Regions from separate parts of the Homo sapiens genome. Here region 1 is linked to region 2. A link is a contact called in ENCODE Hi-C or POLR2A ChIA-PET data. All regions are on one chromosome and are shown on one strand. The core of a region is the stretch at or near the end of the contact, and the rest is flanking DNA. Distances in the headings are between cores, read along the strand shown.

Region 1 (3,369 bases), core at 365-2,864, 5.5 Mb before region 2:
TACAGGCAGATCCGCAAGTGTATGCAAACTGTTGAGTTCTATCTCTTGCTAAAACCAAGGGTGCCCAATTCAGGTTTGGAGAGTAGGGAAAGTAAGGTTATCAGCGCATTCCTATCAGGGTCGTTTTCTTTTTTGCACTGCTCTTGTTCTGGTTTTATAAGGAGAACACAAGCAGAGTCTATGGAAAATAGTTGCCAAAGCATACAGGAAATACTCCTTATACTGAACAAATGCAAGAAAACAGAACGGGTTAGAAACCGAGGGAGACAAAAAGGCAGTGGGTGCCAAGGACTGTGAAAAGCAAATGCAACGATAGAGACAGCACAGTCTCAGGCTTATTTTTCAAAAATTCTCATTGTAAGCCTCTTTCCTTTCTAAATGGAGACTATCTTAACACTTTAGCTCGCATTAGACTTAATTTAATAAGAAGGTTGTAAACCACAGCTGTTAAAGTCTTGCCACTGCCCTACCGGATTCTTCGCATCCTGTAAGGCACAATTCGGAGTTCAGCTGGTTGATAAGGAAGCCAGGCATTGTGGCATCTTCAAGTACGAAGTGAAGCACAGGAAAGAGCCAACTCCGGAGAGTAGCTCTTCATTGCTTGAATCATACATATGCTTGTTTTTTCCCCCCTCTCCTTTCTGGTCTCTATTATTAACAAATATTTCATCCTGGCACAACAGGCACAATCAACAACTGGTTAAGGAATGAGTAGTTACTGAAGTCCCAACGCCTCTCAGTTATTTTTCTCACACTCACTGTATTCTAGACCTAGAAGCCAGCTCTCATTTGAAAGCTGAGGTTCAGAAGGGTGAAGTGCCAATAAATGGCAGAAGCCAGGTCTCTTTCCTGATTCCCATTCCAGCTGAGCTCCTCCTGCCACTGGATCACCATCAAAGACCTGCCAAAGCTGTTACTTCCGGGTTCGGTGCTGCCACAGTGCAAACGGGGATGACTTTGGACAATGACCCTGTGGCCCCCGCAGGGCTCGCACCCTCAGGCCCGTGGAAGGCTAAATGCTGACGGACTGGTTCTGCCCTGGAGCGGCTCTCCGCGTCCCAGGGGTCTCCTCAGTCCCGAGTGTGCACAGCGGGTCCTGCCACGTACCCTGGCGACCCCAGCAATGGACTCAGTGCCCCGGGTCCCTTTCCGTCTCCCTCAGGCGGCGTGCAGCACTTTTTCGGGTGTCCCAGTGGAATTTCCGGGCCCGTGAACGACTGACCCACGCCCGGCCGCAGCTCCAGGGGCCGACGAAGGGAGCGCTAGGGCCCACGGCAGGGCCGTCTTTGCCCGGGCTCCATTCCTGCCACCCTGGCGCTATGTCCGCCCTTCCCTGGTTTTCCCTACGAGCGTTTTTTTAACGCTTCCCACTCCTTGTTTACAAAGTGCTGAGCCCCCTTGACCGCAGGCTCCCGCGCCGGCCCGAGTTCCCACACCGTACGCTGGCTGCCCCCTATTCGGATCCCCGCCGGGCGCCGCACCCCCTAGCCACCCCAGACCGTCCCGGAGACCCGCGCCCGCCCAGCTCGCCCGGGCCATCACGTGAGCCTCCCGCCCCGCCCCCGCGCGTCACGTGAGCCCCGCCCCCGCGCCGGCGCGCTCCGACGTGCCCTGTAACTTACCCTCCCTCAGAGGCCAGCCTGCGGGGACGGGCCGGCCGCGGCCGTAGCCGTGTGAACGCTCTTCGGGCTCGCGTCGTCGACCCGCAGCCGCGGGGCGGACTAAGAAGGGAGCCGCCTGCTGCGAGGCCGCCGGGCTCCCGGTGAGGTGCAGGGCGCGGGTCCTGGCGGACGGAGGGCAGGTTGGCGAGGCGCTGCACAAAGGCGCGCCGGGGCCGGGCTGTGCCCGCCGAGGGCGGTGGAGTCGGGGGGAGGCGTGTGCGGGAGGCGCGGCGGCGGCGGCGGCGGCGCCGCGGAGGTGCGCGCAAAGGGAGGTCGGGCGCGCAGCGAGGGGCTCTGGGCGCGGGGGTTAGGCGCCGAGGGGGAGGGGGCCGGCGCAGCCTATTGGCTGACGTGGGCGAGAGGGTTTAAATGGCCCGAAGTTGTGGCTTCTCTGCCCCCTGGGTTTCCTGACTTCCTGTGTGAGGGCAGCGCCCGCCCGCCCCGCCCCCAGGGAGGAGAGTGTGAGGGTGCGCGGGTGTGTGTGTGAGTGCGGGAGAGTGCGCGCGTGTGTGCACAAGGCGGGTGTGTGCGTGTCTATGTGCAAAAGGCGGGTGTGTGCGCGCGCGTGTGTCTGCAAAAGGCGGGTGTGTGTGTGTGTGTGTGTGTGTGCGCAAAAGGCCGGCCCGGCCCCTCCCGCGCCCTGGGCCCACTCCCTAATCGCGGTGGGGCTTGCAGGCCTCCACCCACCCGGGGAGCCCACCCGGGGAATCCACCTGGGGCGTCCCTCGAGGACTGTTGACCTTAAACCGGACACTTTCTTCTTTGCGGTCTTTCCCGGTGCCCTGCCCCTGCTGGATGGACGTGCATTCGCTCCCCTCCAGCTTATCTGGGCGGAATCTCCTCAAAGTCCTTGAATTGAAAAATCCTCTTTACCAGCGTGCAGCCCGCCTCCCATCTCAGGGGAGCTGGTTGTCTTCTCAGAACGGCTGTCCTTTACGCGTTGCTATCTTAAGTGACTGCAGACCCTTTGAGAAGAAATGGCCACACGGTCTTCGTTAGAGAAAAAGGCACGCCCTTCAGCTTTCGAGGCGTGTGATGTTTTCCTTTTGACTGCAGCTGCAGTTTTGTAAATGTATTTTCAAAGGCTAAAGCACGACGTTGAAAGTACACCTTTATCGAAAGTTTTAATGTCATCCCAAGTGGAGTGTTTGTTGTGGATAGAGGCTTTTAGCACTCTAATAACACGATTGGTTGTGGCTGGCTTTTGGGTTAATCATGACATTGAGAAGTAGATTTTATCGACTATTTAGGCATGCGTTCCTAAAGGGAGGTGGTGGAGGAAGGAAGGCTCACTCGGGTTCTGATTCAGGTTCTGCCACCCGACTTCTAGAGGTTAGACCTTGGGAGACTCCGGGTGTTTCAATGGAAGTGTTAAAAATAAGTATCTAGCCCCTAGCCACGCCTCTTTCATACTTAAAAGTCGGGAACGATGGCCTAGATGTGTGTGTACTTGCCCATATCGCCTTTTCTTTATCTGTAGGAGGGTGTTTTACAGAATCGGTCATCTTCCTCTACCTCCTCTGGTCTGAATAGGCATTTTGGCTATTTTTATTTTGCCTTGGAAACGTTTCAGAGCTGGGTTTTGAGAGCCCAAAGCAGGCAGTGAAAGCGTGACCCCCACCCATGCCACCTGACGAGCCAGACCGTCTGCGCACATATGTGCGACCCCTGGTTGCATGCGGCTCCACTGTTCTAAAAGTGTTTCTCT
Region 2 (3,492 bases), core at 96-2,595:
TCTTTTGAACCGCTATGCCCTGAGTGTCTAGGAAACACATTTCACGTTCCACAGGGGTATGAACTAAGAAATACCTTAGCAGGAAAGTAAGAGGTACACCGGGCTAGGTCTTTGGTGGAACACCTGCGCAGAGGTTCTTGGAGACATTAGGACACCCTAGTTAGTTTCCTCCATTCTGTAAAAGGCCCTCTGGATATTCATTTCAAGCCAAATTATGAAACTTGTGCCTGGTGTCCAAATCTATCTTTATGGTATTTTAAAATGAAAATGAGAATATTCGGGGGAAAAAGTTATTTTTAAAAAGAGGAAAGAGTTGTCCAAAAGTTTTAGAGGAAGGAAACACTCTAAGATGCATCAGACTGCGAGCCACACTCAAATTCTCACACGGCTGGCATTTAATCCACATCTAATCTTGGCCCCTCAAGAATCCCTCCAGGTTCCGGGAGACTGGGGCTCCCGGACCTGCTGACCTGCTGACCTGCTGACCTGCTGGACGTGCAAGGGTTCATAGCAGTTCCCCGTTTGACCTTGCAGCAATTTCCTGGGCAGGAAATCTGTCAAATCTGTTGCAATAGCTCGGGAAAAAGCAAACCCGAACCCCAAACCCTCACACCCCCACCCTCGCGAGCCGGGTCCAGAGTGGAGATCAGCGGAGGGGACCCTGGGGACCCGCTGCGCTCGAGGGCCACGCCTGGGGGCACGCGTTCACGAGGCCAGATCCTGGAGCTGCCCCCGGCGTCGGACCCGACGGGCTTGACAAACGGGTTCCTGACAGCCCCGAGGGGCCCGTGCTGGCGCTCCCAGGGCTCCCGGGACTGGGAGCGCCACTTACCTCGACTGCTCTGCGGGGCGCTGCGGGGCGCGGGAAGGCGGCGAGACTCCGGCCGGGAAAGCGACGCGCGGTGCAGACTGCCGCACCCGGGCTCCAGGTCGCTGCCCCGGGGAGGAAGTGCTGTCAGCCCTGCCCTTCCCACGCAGCGCGCAGACGTGTGGCGCTATCCGAGCTGCTTTGCTCCGAGGTGCAAGGAAGGCCCCTGGTTAGAGACAGTGGGACAGACAAACATATGCGTAAAGGACTCCGAGTTAGGGGCTGCTTTCTCCAACTCATCGAGTCTGCGCCTGATTTTCTCTCCCCCATCCCACCCCTACTACACAACCACCTTGAAGGGATTTTTATTTTATTTTATTTTATTTTATTTTAATTCTGGGAAACGTTGCGCCTCCCCCTACCTGTGCCGCGCGCGCCCTTCTCTCAGGAGCGTCTCCTGGCGAATGGAACCATTTTGCAGCCTCGACGCAAGAGGGACTAAGGGATTGGGGCCTAGTGATGGTTCCACCAAAGACTGAGAGGCCGCTTTATGTTGCAACGGTCTCCCAAAGTGTTTACTTCAGCACTTTCTGGGCTTCCTCTTTTGGGCCGGTTGTGCAAGGCTTCCCGGCCGCCTGCAGCCCGCCCTCAGGGGACGCGGTGCAGGGCTGGACTGGCAACACGCGCGTCCCGGCCGGAGTTCAGCTGTCTCTCGGGTGGGGGTGGAGGAAGGGCGCGCTGGGCGGAGGCCCTTTCTCAACCATCAGGTTGGTAACCTCACCCTCCTCCCTCCCCACGTTTAACCACGCTCAGTTGGCCGGCCAGGGTGTAGAGGAATAGCACTGTCTTCATTGCTCGTAGAAATCCAAAATGGTCTGAACCCCGTGGAAGAGAATTGAGCAATATCTATTTAACTTATGTATGGATTCGCCTTTTGACCCCGTCATCCCACTTCCAGGAGTGTGTTACGAAGATCTGCTGATGAAAATAAGTAATGCACACGGCAGAGGGCATTCATGGACTCACTATTTGCAACAGCATAGGACTGGCTGGAAATAGCACCTGTCAGTTGGGAGTGGAGTTTCCTGAGAGAAAGTCGCTGGGGAGGTCTGAAAATACAGAAGTTAAAATCAGTTATGATTTGTAAATGCGGTTGAATAACCCTCCCCTTCTCCTCTACAGCTGTGTCTTCAAAGGCTTATATGTCAGGGAAGGTGGTGAAGACATAAAGACAGAAATTAGGTGCATGTGTTAATTAGGCAATTTCAAATAGTTCTGTCATTTATTTAATGAGAAACTATTCGTAAGCACCAACACTTCTAAGAACAATGAAAATAGTTAGAGGAAACAATTTCTGCTCTCATGCATGGTGCATTCTAGTTGGTAGAAAGCAGACAATAAACAAATTAATATTTAACATGTCAAGGAATGTAACTAGTTTTGAAGGAAGTTAAAAGGTGAGGGATAGAGAGTGATGGGCATGGGGATGGGGTTGCTGTATTAATTAGGGTAAATAAACGATAAATAAATAGAAAATATATTTTCTCCTCATGATTTTCTTAATAACAGTTTCTTTTCTCTAGCTTTCTTTATTGTAAAAATACAGTATTTATCTAAATACATATAACATAATATGTGTTAATTGACTGTTTAATATTATCAGTAAGGCTTCTGGTCAACAGTAGGCTATTCGTGGTTAAGTTTTGGGGGAGTCAAAAGACATACATGGATTTTCAATTGTGCAGCAGTTTGGTACTCCTGAAATCTGGCATTGTTCTGTTACAGTAGGTAGCTAGTCAGGCATGAGCAGGGCAGGAGAGGGCTCCTCCCACCCCCTACCAGGAATGTCAGGTGACCATCAGGTGATGATCAAGCAGTTGTTATCAGCCTTACTGATAACATAGTCGATTAACTCATATTATTTTATATATATTAAATACTGTATTTTTATAATAAAGTAAGCCAGAGAAAAGAAACTGTTATTAATAAAATCATAAGGAAGAGAAAATGTATTTTTCATTTATTTATTTATTATTTATTTATCCTAATTTTTTTTAATATAGCACCAGGGAAAGGCAGTCTCCCAATAGACAGAAACACCTGAAACTGGTATTTCTGTCTGATAAGTGACACTTGAGCTAGATCTAAATGGCATGAGAGATTAATCCACACTGGGTTTTTAGATGGGAATATTCCAGGCAAAAGGAACAGCACATTCAAAGACCCTGAGTTAGGAGAGCACTTAAGATATTGGAAAAACACCAAGGAAATTAGTACGGCTGAGCAGAGTGAGATGGGAGGGACAGACATGAGATGGGATCAAAAGGAAATGGTGCCCAGATTGTGTGCTATTTGGGAGCTGTGGAAGAGAATTTGATGTGAGTGAGATGGAAAGCCAGTGGAAGGTTCTGAGCAGAGTTGTAAGTGCTACATAAAATATAAAATCAAACAATGAGAGTGACTTTCTTGGGGCAGGGAAAGTGGTCAAGGATCACCTCTTTACAAAGTAATGAGAAGGGGCAGCCATTCAGAAACTTGGGAAAGGATTCCAAGAGAAGGAAGAACAAGAAGAGGGGCTGAGATAGGAACATAGAAAGTTCAAAAGAAGGCAGGCCAGTGTGCCTGGAATGTTCTGAAAGAGTAGGGCAGCAATAGTGGATGGGGACAGAGAGGTAAGCAGGAAC

Evidence for each region. A loop is a pair of places that touch in the nucleus more often than their neighbours do. ChIA-PET counts read pairs that join two places held with the same protein, here RNA polymerase II (POLR2A). Pooled maps may share reads with other maps.
Region 1: a loop to region 2 is called in a map of CD8-positive, alpha-beta T cell, with 8 times the contacts of the local background. The contact joins the promoter of ARHGAP12 here to the promoter of APBB1IP in region 2. A Hi-C loop is called at or near these places in 1 of 168 maps with a recorded cell type or tissue (CD8-positive, alpha-beta T cell) and 5 of 50 pooled maps. POLR2A ChIA-PET finds 5 or more read pairs at or near these places in 1 of 52 experiments (T-cell).

What each region holds. Positions count from the first base shown.
Region 1 is chr10:31,927,076-31,930,444 of GRCh38, reverse strand. ARHGAP12 (Rho GTPase activating protein 12) reads left to right here and starts at 1,614. Exons shown (of 20, transcript NM_018287.7): 1 at 1,614-1,762. LOC107984219 (a long non-coding RNA gene) reads right to left here. Exons shown (of 3, transcript XR_001747415.2): 1 at 2,402-3,369; 2 at 1,623-1,783. RefSeq lists a silencer at 1,443-1,942.
Region 2 is chr10:26,436,194-26,439,685 of GRCh38, reverse strand. It overlaps APBB1IP (amyloid beta precursor protein binding family B member 1 interacting protein), which reads right to left and starts at 1,345. Exons shown (of 15, transcript NM_019043.4): 1 at 1,231-1,345; 2 at 833-1,034. RefSeq lists enhancers at 1,012-1,091, 1,652-1,781, 1,499-2,028.